3 separate regions of the Mus musculus genome follow, and regions 1 and 2 are each linked to region 3. The links are chromatin loops, found by intact Hi-C in ENCODE. Cell type or tissue: heart. All regions are shown on one strand. Each heading gives the region's core, and the rest is flanking DNA. Links, peaks and the distances in the headings are about the cores only.

Region 1 (4,645 bases), core at 187-4,186, 180 kb after region 3:
GAAAAAATGACTTGTTCCAACTAAAAAGCAATTCCTCTCATCTGCAGTTGGAATTCAATACTAAGCCCGGTTGAACCAGACCGAGTAGGGTTAATAACGTGGGAGAGGAAGGAAGAGGAGAGGATGAGTCACCTTAGGGTCTCAGAACAACTGCTTACCACCCTGAAGGGCTGAGGAGAGCAAAGGGGTGGGATTGCTTCCTTAGACCTCCAGCTTCATCCAGCTCCCAGAGGTCCTAGGCACGGGGGTGGCCATCGGCTCCCCAGGCCTGGAGTTGCTCTCTAAACTCCTGAAAGTCGGAGCCCAAAACCTGTAAGCTAAATGCAACCCCCAAGGAAGAAAGGGAACAGACATTTAAAAGTTTCAAATAAGGACTTAAAGAGTCACCCAGTCAGCCTCTGTCCGGATTTTGAAGTCTTGGCTTCATGCCGAGATGGAGTGGTTGGGGAAAGCCGAATACAGCCAGTCCAAATCCCATCGCCCTACATGGAGTAAGCAGGCGCCTTGCCCACAGATAATCTCCTCACATCTTGGTATCCACTTGCTACTAGCCTCAGACTCACACGGGAATTGTTCCACCCACCCTCTCATCCAGGCACGCCTGGGCTGCCAATGGGATTTGATGCTGATCCTGAAGGATCACTGACGATGAGAGGTTGGCATTGCGGGAGTAGGGTGGTGCGGATGCACTTTCCTTCTGCCGTCTTTAGGGTACTGAGGCTGAAGGACTGGAGACCTCCCGGGGCTCTTCTCAATCGCTTAAGAGTTTGGGACGCAAAACAAGGAGAGACCAGGAAGGGTGTTAACTACTCACCACCCTGCAGGGCTGAGGAGAGCAAAGGGGTGGAATTGCTTTCCTAGACCTCCAGCTTCATTCCAGCCCAGAGGTCCTAGGCACACGGGTGGCTGTTGGCCGCAGGCACCCCCTTGGGCTACTGTGCTCTGTTGCTCCCTAAACTCAGGCAAGTCGGAGCCCAAACCCAGGGAGCTAAATGCAATTAGCTTGGGGGCGGGGGTGTGTGTGGGGGAAGGAGACAGGGAGTGTGTATGGGGTGGGGGGGGGGGAGGATGACATCACGGGGCGGGCCCCCTCAATCTTTACCTCTGTCTGTGGGGGAACCCAGGCTACCCACTTCTCTAATCTAGGAGGAGGGACGCCCCCTAACCATAGCAATGAAGAGTTTTGTGACGCCCATCAAGACTAAGACGGAAGGTCTCTGAATGCTAAGGAGATTAATTACCAACTTAACGTTTTCAAAGCCCAAATAGGGTCCCAAAGCACCCGCTGGTCCAACTTGGTTTCTTCCACTTCCCAGAGAATTGGAGTATTGTCTTCTGGGGAACCGGGTGGTCGGGAGCCGGAGAAGGGTTTTTAACTAGTGCTGGGTGGGGGTGTTCATGGGTGGAAAAAAAAACTTGTGGAGCAAGACGGGCCTGGCAGGGACACTGGCAGAACTGTAAGGCTTTAAAGGAGTGCAGACGAGAGGTTCCATCAGGGTCTGCGTAGGGGTTGGGGAGCGTGCTGGCTTCGACCCAAAGCTTACTATGTAAATGAGATGCAAAGCAGCACGCAGATGAGTGCGGGGTTCTGTTACGCTGGACTAGGTTCTGAGCTCCGTGGAACCAGGTACCCCTAGCCGCATTCCCTGGCCCGGCCCTTACGCCGCGTTCACAGGGGGCGGATCGGCGGCGTGGAAGCTCGCCAGTTGGGTCCAGGAGAAGTGTCGCGTCTCTTTAGGGGGCTAGCTAGTCCGGGACACACACTTCTCCGCAACCTCTTGGCTGGACAGCCGACAGGGAAGGGTCTGGGCGAGCAGGGTCGCTGGCTCCTCTGCGTGCCCTGGGTGTCTGTCTGCACGCCAAAGACGGTGTGTGCTTCGGCAGCCGCCCTTCATCTCCGTTTCAGCAGCGACGACGAGGAGTACAGTTCGCAGGCTTCAGCTCGCTTACGGCGGGACCTGCGTGGAGGCGGAGGGCCCTTTAAGGGGTGGGGCCGGATGCTCTAGCACCGCCTCCTCGATTGACTCCGCGCCCGCCGCGCAAGTGAGAGCCTCGGCTAAGCGCTTTTCTCTTCCCTTCGCGACCTTTTCCCCCCCCCCGGTGACCCCGGAAGTGGAAGTAAGCGGCCGTGGCGGGGACGGAAGGCGGAAGCGGAGCGTGAGCGGGAGGCGGAGCCGGGGGAGCTGCTCCTGTAGCTCCCCCTGGCAGCTCCCCCTGGCCTCAGGCGCAGCTGCTTGAGGAGGGAGGAGTTACCGCTGCTGCTCGGTACGTCGCCTTCGCCCCTGGTACCCCGTCGGTGGGTTCTCGGGTAATCTTTTGCAGGGGCACCTCGAAGCTCCGCCCTCAGCTTTTCCTCTAGCCCTGCACGGTCCCCACCCTTTTCTGACAGATTGCGGCCTCCCTCTTTCAGGCAGTCTTTTTTTTTTTTCCTAAGAGTTACCCCCCCACCCCCCCGCCGCCCCGACCACACCCTTTGCGGCACCCCCCCTCCCCCCCATTTCTCAGATTGAAGATTGTTAGCTTCTTGGAGGAAGAAGAAAAAAAAATTAAGATTTCGGGAGTAAGGGGGTTTCTGAGGTCCGGGTTGGTGCAAGCAGGTTTGTGGTCTGCCTAACTCACGTTTATTGTTAGGGATAGCGAATTTGAGCTAACACTGCCTGGGGAGTGGGTACATTGAATATGTCATTTTGAGATTGTTTAACTCTTGGTTCTATCCTTGACCATTCCCAACTTGATATCTTTGTTACAGGCAATGATGGCAGTGACCTAAAATCCTCAGGAAGCCCGGGGTCATGGCCCAGAAGCACCCGGGAGAAAGAAGGTTGTGTGGAGCCCACCGCAGTGGTGGTACCTCCCTCAGTACATCAGGATCCTCTGTGGACCCCGAAATACTTTCATTCTCAGGACTCAGGGACTCAGCAGAGACTGCTCCTAATGGTACACGATGCCTCAAAGAGCACTCCGGCCCTAAGTACACACAGCCTCCAAATCCAGCCCACTGGTCAGATCCAAGCCATGGTCCTCCAAGGGGTCCAGGACCACCTAGAGGAGGAGGCTACCCTGATGAGAGCGAGACAGGTTCAGAAGAGTCAGGAGTGGACCAGGAACTCTCAAGAGAGAATGAGACTGGGTACCAGGAGGATGGGAGTCCTTCTTTTCTTTCCATTCCATCTGCTTGTAACTGCCAGGGAAGCCCTGGAGTCCCCGAAGGAACTTACTCCGAGGAAGGAGATGGCTCTTCTAGCAGCCTTTGCCACCATTGCACCTCTCCAGCCTTGGGGGAAGATGAAGAGTTGGAAGAAGAATATGATGATGAGGAACCTCTTAAATTTCCCAGTGATTTTTCACGTGTGTCCAGTGGAAAGAAACCCTTGTCCCGGAGGCAGAAGCACCGTTTTCTGATCAAGGAGGATGTTCGGGATAGTGGACGCAGAGAACCCAAGGCCCCAGGTCGTCATCGGCTGGCCCGAAAAAGAAGTCAGACAGATAAGCGCAGAGGCCTGGGACTGTGGGGAGTAGAGGAACTATGTCAGCTTGGACAAGCAGGCTTCTGGTGGCTGATTGAACTTCTGGTATTGGTGGGAGAGTATGTGGAAACCTGTGGCCATCTCATTTACGCATGCAGGAAGCTGAAAGGCAGTGACCTGGACCTTTTTCGAGTCTGGGTGGGGGTCTGGGCCAGGAGACTGGGGGGCTGGGCCCGCATGATGTTCCAGTTTCTAAGCCAGAGCTTCTTCTGTGTGGTGGGGCTGCTCATCCGTATTCTTAGGGTAGTGGGTGCTTTCCTACTCCTGGCTCTCGCCCTCTTTTTGGGATGTCTACAATTGGGCTGGAGGTTTTCGGTGGGACTGGGCAACCGGTTAGGCTGGAGGGATAAGACCGCTTGGCTGTTCTCTTGGCTGGGTTCTCCAGCCTTGCATCATTGCTTGACTCTGCTGAAAGATAGCAGGCCATGGCAGCAGCTGGTAAGGTTAATACAGTGGGGCTGGCAGGAGCTGCCCTGGGTCAAACAGAGGACTAAGAAACAGGGCAATGCACCTGTAGCTAGCGGGCGATACTGCCAGCCTGAAGAGGAAGTGACCCGACTCTTGACCATGGCTGGGGTTCCTGAAGATGAACTAAACCCTTTTCATGTGCTGGGGGTTGAAGCTACAGCATCCGACACTGAACTAAAGAAGGCCTATAGGCAGCTAGCAGTAATGGTGAGTATCCTTTGCTGCTTCCTGTTGCTCTTTCCCCATATTTTCTGTTCCAGTTTTTAGGGAGTGTAGAGTCAAGGGAAGGTGAAGGATTTCCTTTCTTTGTTTTGTTTTTGAGTTAGGGTTTCACCTTGTAGACAGACTAACCTGGAACTCATGATTTCTCCTGGCTCCATCTGTGAGTGCTGTGACTTACAGGTTTTGCCACTATACCTAGCTAAGGGTAGCATTCTTGGGAAAGAGTTATAAAGGCGTTTCTCTGACTAGGAATTTGACTTTTCTCCATCTTAAGTCTTTTGTCGTAAGGTCTTTTTTGGGGGGAGGGGGTGTAATATAAAAGGAAGGGTTGGACTTACTCTGCAGCAGCTAAGTGCAGCTCCTTTCCTTAGGGTCGGGAAGAGCCTAGTCAGACAGCCCCTTAGTTGCTATCACCTGAACAAAGGGAT
Region 2 (4,645 bases), core at 187-4,186, 61 kb before region 3:
CTCCACACACACAAACAGACCAAAAGACATTTATAGGCGTCGGGGACAATGGGGAGGTAGAGAACTGCTGAGTCAAAGTTGAAGCATTGTTAAATGTTACCTCCGTCCCTCCCCAGACACAAAGTAGTAATCATAATTTATGTGGCTGTATTTCCCCATGTCTAAGTATATAAGCCCAGGGGAATTAACCTAAGGTCTTAAAGATTCAGAGGGCTAAAACTTTACTTCCAGTATATCAAGATCACATGTAACCAGTTTCAAAACTATTATCTGAAGTTGCCTGTGGGGTTGGAGATTCTGTCTGATTCAAACCAACAGCAAATACTAAAACATCACCCCAAATAAGGTTATCATTTTGTGTATGTCTTTATGATCATGGGAATTCTAGGTTTGATGATTTCTTATGTGTTTTATTCTCTGGATTCCAGAGGAACTAAGATGTAACCAAAGACACCCTAAATACCTTCTTCCAAGTATTTTGTCAAGTCCATTCTAAAGGCCTAAGGCAGTTTTTTTTTTTTCCTCAAGACAGGGTTTCTCTGAAACTCAGAAATCCGCCTGCCTCTGCTCCCCAAGTGCTGGGATTAAAGGCGTGAGCCACCACTGCCAAGTCTAAGACAGTTTTTATCAAGTGAATTTTAATTTTTAAAATGTTAAAGAGCCGGGCATGGTTACACACACCTTTAATCCCAGCACTCTGGAACGCTGAGGTGGGCGGATCTCTCAGGCCAGCCTGGTCTAAGGGAGTACCAGGACAGCCAAAGCTACACAGAAAGCCCCAAAAATAAGGGGGTAAGGGAGGGAAAGAACTGGAAAGAGAAAACAGTAAAGTTATCTGTCCAAGTGGCAGACAACTGTTAGGAGAGTAAAGATCATTTAAGAAATGCTTATAATCCTAAAATCCGTGTCTCTCTCCACTTCTTTTCAGTATTATAGACAGGCTTGCCCAGCTGTCTAAGCAGAACCTCAAAACACTGTAGAGGCTCTAGGAACAAATATTAAAGGCCGCCTTCAAAAACCGGAGCAGTGGTCATACAGGAAAGCCAGGTTGTTTTAGAAGCTCCAGAAGTGTCTTCCAACGGCCCCTCGAGCTAGGTCAAGGGGCGAAGGGGGTCCCCACTAAGAAGACCTGAAGTAAAGACTTTAGCAAAGCACGTGGTGGGGAAGCACGGTAGGAGAGGAAGTGGGGAGCCATCGATCCGCACACAGGGACCTGGCAACACGTGCCGGCTCAGCTCCCGCGGGTCAAGAGCCGCGACTGGCAGAGGGGCGCTTCCGTCGCCAACAGCTGGCCGCTTCCTTTTCGAGGTGGCCTCACTGCTGCCAGTCGGGAGCATAGATCCGGACAGACCGAAGGGTATGGGCAGAAGACGACGCGCCTTGCCTCCTTACCAACCGCCCAGGGTCGGAGCATGCCTGGGCCCCTCTCTGTACTCCTCGCGGTCGCCGGCCCGCACCTCCACTCTCCAGCCCAGGCATGGCTGCTCAGTCCCCAGGGCGACACCAGATCTCCCCACCACGTCGCCCCCGGCAGTCGGCACGCGCCCCTCGGTGGCTCACTCGGCAAGACCCAGACGCCACAGCCCTCCGGAGAGAGCCCCAAACCTCTCCCTCTCAGCCTCGACTCCAAGACCCCCGAGGCCGCACTCACGGTTGGCGATGTCGCCCCCCATCTTATACTTGGTCACGACCAGGTCCTCGGCGATAGTTTGCTCCTGCTGCTCGTCTTCGCCCGACATCTTCCTACTGCTACTACTGCAGCTTCACTTTCCCTGAGCTGCGGCCTCCGTCTCCCTTCCCAGCCACAGGCTGTAGCTAGAGTCTCTTCGATCCGCGAGGAAAGCGCGAGCAAGCAAGGGAGCGGGAGGGCGGGCAGAGAGAGCGAGAAGCTGCGAGCGCGCGGGCTGAGGCGCAGGGCACACTGGGACAATGAGTCCTGCTGTCGGCCAGTTCCCAGCCGCCCTCGCGGGCTCTAGAACTACAATTCCCAGCCTGCTCCTCGCGCCCGTCCGCCAGGCCCTGGGAGGACTTGCCTTCCCAAGTCTGCGCACGCCGGAATCGCCGGGCACGCTGGGAAGAGTCTGGCCCCGGCGGGAAGGCGGAGCCGTTGGGGAGCTTGAGGGAAAGCGTGGTCTCTCCGGGAAAAACCTCTCATTCACGCCGACCCTGAGCTCGTAACAGCGAGGGGCGGGCCAAGCGGGGAGGGGTGGAGCTACAGGGAGAAAAGGGTTGAGAGGCCGCTGGGCAGGGTGGAACAGGGTGGAGCCTGGAGCCATAGGACTAGGGTCAGTGGGTGTGTGTGTACGTTTTGGGCGGTTGTCCCGTGCGCGTAGCCTTGGATTCCCCTGTCGGCCGGCGCGACCGGCCTGGCTGGTCAAATCCTCCAGTGCTGGGATAACCTCTGGGAGGGGCTGAGCGGAGGTGGAAGTCCTAGGGTGCTGGAAGCGAGCACTAACTGGACAGTCTGGGTGATTATACATGTACCATGGCCTGCTAATAGAAAAAGGCCAGACTTCCTACTAGACTAGAATAAAATAGCACTATTGTTCCAGCCGTGGTTTTTGATGGGGGCCATCTAAGGGAAACGTTTATGAGGGATTTGGTCACTCTTAAGAGTTCTGAATCGCCGGGATGAGGTGGCGCACGCAAAGGCAGGCAGATTTCTGAGTTGGAGGCCAGCCTGGTCTACAGAGTGAGTTCCAGGACAGCCAGGGCTATATGGAGAAACCCTGTCTCGAACAAAAAAAAAAAAGTTCTGCATCATTTCAAGTTTTCAGTACCCAACCTGTGTAGGAAAAAATAAAAACAACCCAAGGCTTGCTTGAGCTTTTTCATTTTCTCCCAACAATCAGGGGGTTAGGGTTTTGTTCCTAATTGTTTACACTTTTGTTCCTTTGTAGGGATCCCCAGTAAAAAACCCTTTAGTAGAAAGGACTAGAAATGCAAAGCCGGGCACTGGTGGTGCACGCCTTTAATCCCAGCATTTGAGAGGCAGAAGTAGTCGGATTTCTGAGTTCGAGGCCAGCCCGGTCTACAGAGTGAGTTCCAGGACAGCCAGGGCTACACAGAGAAACCCTGTCTCGAAAAAACAAACAAAAGAAAAAGACTAGAATGCAAACAGGGTCTGGAGAAATAACCTGGTTGGTATAACCTGGTATCCTTGCAGAGGGAAGGGAGTTCCCAGAACATTACAGTCACCTGTAACTCTTAGCACTGTGTAGTTGGCCTCTGTGGGCATTGCACTCACGTGCACATAACACCATTCCCAAACTCCCACTCTCTCACATACCCATAATTAAAATCTTAGAACAAATCAAGATTGGTTACATTACTTGTGACAGAATGTCAGAAGCAGAGAAAGCCACCCATTGTTAAGAAGCAAAGAAAAGGGATGGTCATGTGTACTTTCCACTTGACAGGAATCCACAAAAACAAACAAAAAAACTCTGACATTTTTATTTAGACACGTATAAAAACAAAACAAAAAAACTTTAATGGTACAAGAAGACATTCCCCCCAGTTCCCATCCAGGAAGACTTGAGGTTTGAAGATGGATCCTCTTTCTATCCCACCAGAAGTTTATCACTACTGGTTGAGAACAGCTCCCAAAATAGGAGTCTTGGAACCTTTGCGAATTGGCTTGTAATGAGTGTGTATCTGCAACGTAAATGGCCTGCAGCTTACACAAAAATGTCTAGTTACTTGTCCTGTGTCATCTCCACTCCTTCCTGAGATGAGAGGCCTGGGTGCTGGAGGAAAACGTGGCTGGCTGCATTTGCTTGATTCAGTGCACCAACAAACGGAGTCTGGAAGCTCACACATGTAGCCACAGCCTTTGAGAGGTGAAGATGGGATTGCTGTGTGTGGAGTTGAAGGCCATCCTGGGCTACACAGTTGCAGGCCAGTCGCCAGGCCCGGCTTTACACACACACACATACACTTTATAGTTAAATCACAGGCATGGGAATTGGGAGGATTTTGAATCCTGGACCTGTGGCTTTGCTTCTTCAAGGCTCAATTCCCCATTTTCTGAGGTTTTGCTGTCCACAGTTTTAGTAACCTGTGGTCAACTGTCATCTGAAACATGCTGAGTGACAAGTTCCTGAAATAAATAATCCTTACAGTTTACATAGTACCCATTCTGAATAGCACGATGAAATCACAGCCGGCCTCTCCTGTTCCACTTGGTAGATGAATCATCTCTGCCTGGTACACCCGCACTGAATAACCTATTTGCTCTTGAGCCACTTAATTACCTGCCTGGTTATTAGATTGACTGACAGATCTCATAGTACTTGTGCTCAAAGACCCTCATCTTACCTAAGAATGGGCCCAAAGGGCAAGTCCTGCTATTAATTCAAATGTGTCAAAGAAATGGTTTTTTGTTTGAGAAAAGGTGGAAATTCTTGACTTCACGGGGGGGGGGGTTGTAATGTCTATAATAACAAATCCATTAAATTAGAAAAATAGAAAAATCAGTACAACCTCTGCTGTGTCACCTCAAACTAAAAAGAACAATAAGTTCTTAGTTAAGATGGAAAAGTCACTAATCACAGAATTCAGTTTTGTTTACTGAATATTAAAAAAATATTAAAAATATTAAAAGAAAAAAAAAACCCTACAGGATTCAGTACTATTCAAAGAT
Region 3 (4,645 bases), core at 361-4,360:
GTAGACCAGACTGGCCTCGAACTCAGAAATTTGCCTGTCTCTGCCTCCCGAGTGCTGGGATTAAAGGCGTGCGCCACCACGCCTGGCTTCCAGCGAGACTTCTTAAAACAAAACAAAACAAAAAAAACCAAACCCACCCACCCATGTAGTTCACAGTAGAGCACTTACCAGCATTAAGTTGAGGACCCAGCACCTCAAACCAAAGAAACCAACCACCACCCACCTAGCATCACTAAAAGTGTTTCAGGTTATGCAAAACAGACAAGCATTTTTAAAATTTAAATGTAGGTCGTAGCTGCCACACAGACTAAATAAGACCTTAATGGATACTTCTCTGGGTAAGACTATGTATGTCCCAAGTTAAAATAATTTACTTACAGCAGGTCTGAATCGTGGTGGGGGTGTTCGGTCCTTCCGGGCCTCGCGGGATCGATTCCTAACAACCTTGCTATGGATGGCACAGCTCACGCAATAATGCAGCTTGACATAGAGCTTGGGAAGCACGTAGGCTGAGAAATCGAGAAGCAGATTAGACAGACGCCCTTTCCTGTGATTCTCTTATTCTATTGGTCAGGATTACCCTAACCTCCAAGTTTTACTGATAAATGACACCCAATGAAAACCAGAGAAACCAACACCACACCCAACATACACCAAGAGTTCAACTCTTGGGCTAGAGGTTGCCACTCAAAAGGCCAAGGCATCCTCAAAGCCAAAGTGGGCCACACAATATGAGAATAGCTCAAGTTAGGGAGTCTCACTCTGCTGGCAGGCCTCATGGTTACTACTGTTAGGTCAAGAAAAAAACAAAACAATGAACAAACAGACAAAAGCCAGCCAGGTGCTGTGGTGCACGCCTTTAATCCCAGCACTAGGGAAGATCTCTTGAGTAGGTCTACACAGTGAGTTCTGAGACGCCAAAAACCAAGTCACAAACTGCCCAAACCAGTCTTTGCCCGTTTTAAAAGCTGTTCAATTTTTTTCAATAACTAAAGAATTATGCTTTTTCAGATTCTCCTAAATAGGCAGTCTCTCACAGGGATGGGATGCAGGGGTTTGGCTACCATGCATGAGCCTCAATCTCCACCCCAAGAGAAAAACCAAGTTAAAACCCCATCATTAGGCCTGCTTACTGTGCCACAAAAGGCACCTTCTCCCCAAGCTGAAGACAACGAGCCATACACACCCTCCTCACTCTTCGTCCCTGTACAAATCACGGCTGTGGCTCACTTACCGTCGAAGACGCTTGCTTCAGATATGTCCCTGACAGCAGCGGCTTCTACAATGTTCCGAATGACAAACTTCTTGATGGCCTTATCCTTGGGCACGCACCGGGCGCAGTTCGTGCAGCGAATGGGCTGCACATGGCCGCGGCCCTTTTTGGCGCGACCGTTGTTTCTTCTTTTTTTGGTCTGAGAATGGAAAGAGACGCTATTGGAAAGGGGGCGAGAATTCAGCCCTTCCTGGCCGGCCGCCGCCCGCAGCCCCGACAGAGACCCGTACAAGTCCCGAGCACGCCAAGTCCGGGCTGGACGGACCCTTTGTCACTTTCTCCTCCAAGACTCTGACTTTCAGGTCCCTACCGTCCATAGATCTACTTCTACCCCAGTACCCAGGCCCGCGCGCTCACCACGCGGCGACACTCACCATCTTGGAGCCAAGACTCGAAAGAGGATCCGGCGGCTTGCCCGACCCGCTTATATAGTACGAGATTCCTACGCTCACGCTGAAAAAAAAAACCCTCAGCGACCTGTAATTCTATTTACTCCCTAGCAGCTATTATGCTCGAATTTACCTAATTACTTAGAGTTTCCTGTGAAATGTAGGGTTGTGATAAGTCCCTAGAAATGGTCTATGACGAAAAATATCAGTGGAACTATTTAACCTTCCGGCGGAAGATTAAAATGTTACATTCCCAAACCAGGAAGTGATTACAAGGCTCTATAACATCCGGTTTACGATAGTTCCAGAGCGGAAGTTATCCAGAATTCGGACGCACACTCCCTAGTGTGGGAGGACAAAAGAGATGCATTGTGGGAGTTGTAGTACGACTTGGAGAGGTTCTCTCTTGCCCGTAGTAGACGGACTAAAGGCGGCGCTAAACCACCTTAAGACGCCATGATTTATTTCTTTGAAATATGTGTTCTAAGTGTAGGAATTAGAAATAGAAGACCTGGGAGAAATAAACCATTTGTAAATGCGTCTTTCCAAATAGAGGCTTCGAGTGTTGGGATTAGGCCACCACGCTGGGCTTGGACCACCATTTTATTTCCAGATCCTATTAACACAGATGAAGCACTGTAGTTAGTACATTGTATGTACCAACACAATTTAACTGATCAAGTCTATCAGATAGTTATTTATTTTGAAACATAGTCAAGTAGTCCAGGCTGACCTGGAACTTATTTGGTTAGCCAAGTGTGACCTTGAATTTCTTTTTCTTTTTTTTTTGATTTTCATTTCCCTAATTGCTAGAGATGAACTTTCTTCTTTTAAGATATTTCTCAGCCAGGCGTGGTGGCGCACACCTTTAATCCCAGCACTTGGGAGGCAGAGGCAGGCGGATGTCTGAGTTCAAGGCCAGCTGGTCTACAAAGTGAGTTCCAGGACAGTCAGGGCTATACAGAGAAACCCTGTCTCGAAAAACCAAAAAAAAAAAAAAAAAAAAAATTTAAAAAAAAAAATAATAAAATAAATAAATAAAAAATAAAAATACCTTTGCGATTTTTCCTTATTCTGGTCAGAATGGCAAAGATCAATGGAACAACTGACAAGAAATGACTGAGAGGATGGGGAGGACTCACTCACTGTTGGTGGGATAGCAATCTGGTATAGTCACTATGGAAATCAGTGTGGAGAACTTTCAAGAGATAAATCTATCACATGACCCAGCCATATCTCTCCTTGGCATATGCCAGAGGGACTCAACATGTTACTCTGCAGATACCTGCTTAGACACGCTCATTGCTGCTCCAAACACAATAGGCAGGAGATGGAACAACCTAAATGTCCTACATCTGACAAACACGTAGTGAAAATGTAGTTCATATACACTGTGGAATGCTGTCCAGCTGTAAACACACACACACACACACACACACACACACACACACACATAAATCATGAACCTTGCAGGTAAATGGATGGAGCTAGAAAAGATCACCCTGAACGAGGTAACCCAGACCTGGAAAGTCACTGTCATTGGAGGCTCTTAGCTGCAAACCTTCAGGTGTGAGTTCACATATCATATATCCTAGAGCAACTGCAGAAGTGGGAGAGTAAAGTGGAACCACTGCCAGGATCGGGGGTTGGGGAGCAGTAGCGGGGGAAGCGGCAGTGTACATGTGACCTGATCAAGGAAATGGGAAGGGAGGTGTTCCTTAGGGAGGAAGATCAAAGTAAATTCCGAAAAAGATTCAAAGAAGGCAAAAGAGACTAGTAGTATACAATTGATCTGATAGGGACGTGGGACCTCTTTAGGGAAAAGGGAGGGAGGTAAATACAGAAGAAGGAAGTGGATGAAATAACAAACATTTCTGCCAGGCAGTGGTGGCACACGCCTTTAGCCCCAGAACTTGGGAGGCAGAGGCAGGTGGATTTCTGAGTTCGAGGCCAGCCTGGTCTACAGAGTGAGTTCCAGGACAGCCAGGGCTACACAGAGAAACCCTGTCTCAAAAAAACCAAAAAGAAAAAAACAAACATTTCTGTAAAAAGCCACAAAAAATTATACTGCATTACCTACTTACCAAGAAACCCTATAATACACATCAACCCATGAATAAATACACACATATATTTTTAATGCATCTTCTCACCGGGGCTGATGGTGCTCCCTCTGAGAGCTAAAGACCACCCAACGAAACCCCAGTACCAAACAATACCAAAAAGAGAATCCATCTTTTGAGGTGTTGGCCAGGGTTGTCCAAGAGACTCTCAAGCATGCAGCAGCCTCTTCCTGTTGCCCTTGGTTATCTCTGAGATGGAAGGTATGTTCCTGCTATTTCTGAATACAGGAAGCATGTCAGAAGCAAGGCCCAGAGACCCCTGAGGTGGAACTGACCTGAATATTTCCTCCCTGAAATCTAGCTTTCCTGGTACCAGAGGGCACCATCTGAGGGAGTCAACCTAAAGTTCTCCTGCTATGATCCCACTAACCACATCAATGACCAGCATGGCATATAACCCTAAGGTGCAGTAGTGGCACACATATTTTCACAGTAACCAACAACTCTCTGGTTGGACTTAAGAACCAGTCAGTGAGGGGCTGGAGAGATGGATCAGGGGTTAAGAGCACTGACTGCTTTTCTGAAGCTCCTGAGTTCAAATCCCAACAACCACATGGTGGCTCACAACCATCCGTAAGGAGATCTGGCACCCTCTTCTGGAATGTCTGCAGACAGCTACAGTGTACTTACATATAATAAATAAACAAATCTTTAAAAAAACCAAAAGAACCAGTCAGTGAGAGGGGGACCATGGAAAGCTAGTTAACTACTCAGTGCTAGTGAAGCCATGGCTATTGGAGGAGAAGCTACTACAAATTCTTCTTCTTCTTCTTCTTCTTCTTCTTCTTCTTCTTCTTCTTCTTCTTCTTCTTCTTCTTCTTCTTCTTCTTCTTCTTCTTCTTCTTCTTCTTCTTCTTCTT

Evidence for each region. Peaks named below come from ENCODE experiments on the same cell type or tissue, not always from the same donor. Only the 100,000 strongest peaks of a DNase experiment are listed, where the experiment ranks them.
Region 1: a loop joins it to region 3, with 3.0 times the contacts of the local background. A loop is called at or near these places in 2 of 42 quality-filtered maps.
Region 2: a loop joins it to region 3, with 9 times the contacts of the local background. A loop is called at or near these places in 15 of 42 quality-filtered maps.

Annotation. Positions count from the first base shown.
Region 1 is chr10:128,803,419-128,808,063 of GRCm38, forward strand. It overlaps Tmem198b (transmembrane protein 198b), which reads right to left and starts at 1,029. Exons shown (of 5, transcript NM_178066.3): 1 at 815-1,029. Dnajc14 (DnaJ heat shock protein family (Hsp40) member C14) reads left to right here and starts at 2,136. Exons shown (of 7, transcript NM_001359825.1): 1 at 2,136-2,265; 2 at 2,750-4,202. The coding sequence starts at 2,793. In heart, for the core only: CTCF peaks have their summits at 804 and 2,201; DNase peaks (open chromatin) are centred at 643, 773, 1,413, 2,073 and 2 weaker places; H3K4me3 peaks cover 4,000 bases; H3K27ac peaks cover 3,112 bases.
Region 2 is chr10:128,564,089-128,568,733 of GRCm38, forward strand. Pa2g4 (proliferation-associated 2G4) reads right to left here and starts at 1,846. Exons shown (of 12, transcript NM_011119.3): 1 at 1,652-1,846. The coding sequence starts at 1,739. Erbb3 (erb-b2 receptor tyrosine kinase 3) reads right to left here. Exons shown (of 28, transcript NM_010153.2): 28 at 3,435-4,645. In heart, for the core only: no CTCF peak of the experiment used is centred there; DNase peaks (open chromatin) are centred at 1,283 and 2,133; H3K4me3 peaks cover 2,972 bases; H3K27ac peaks cover 2,455 bases.
Region 3 is chr10:128,624,829-128,629,473 of GRCm38, forward strand. Rps26 (ribosomal protein S26) reads right to left here and starts at 1,678. Exons shown (of 4, transcript NM_013765.2): 1 at 1,648-1,678; 2 at 1,235-1,412; 3 at 379-509. The coding sequence starts at 1,650. In heart, for the core only: a CTCF peak has its summit at 2,091; DNase peaks (open chromatin) are centred at 1,643 and 2,013; H3K4me3 peaks cover 2,055 bases; H3K27ac peaks cover 1,946 bases.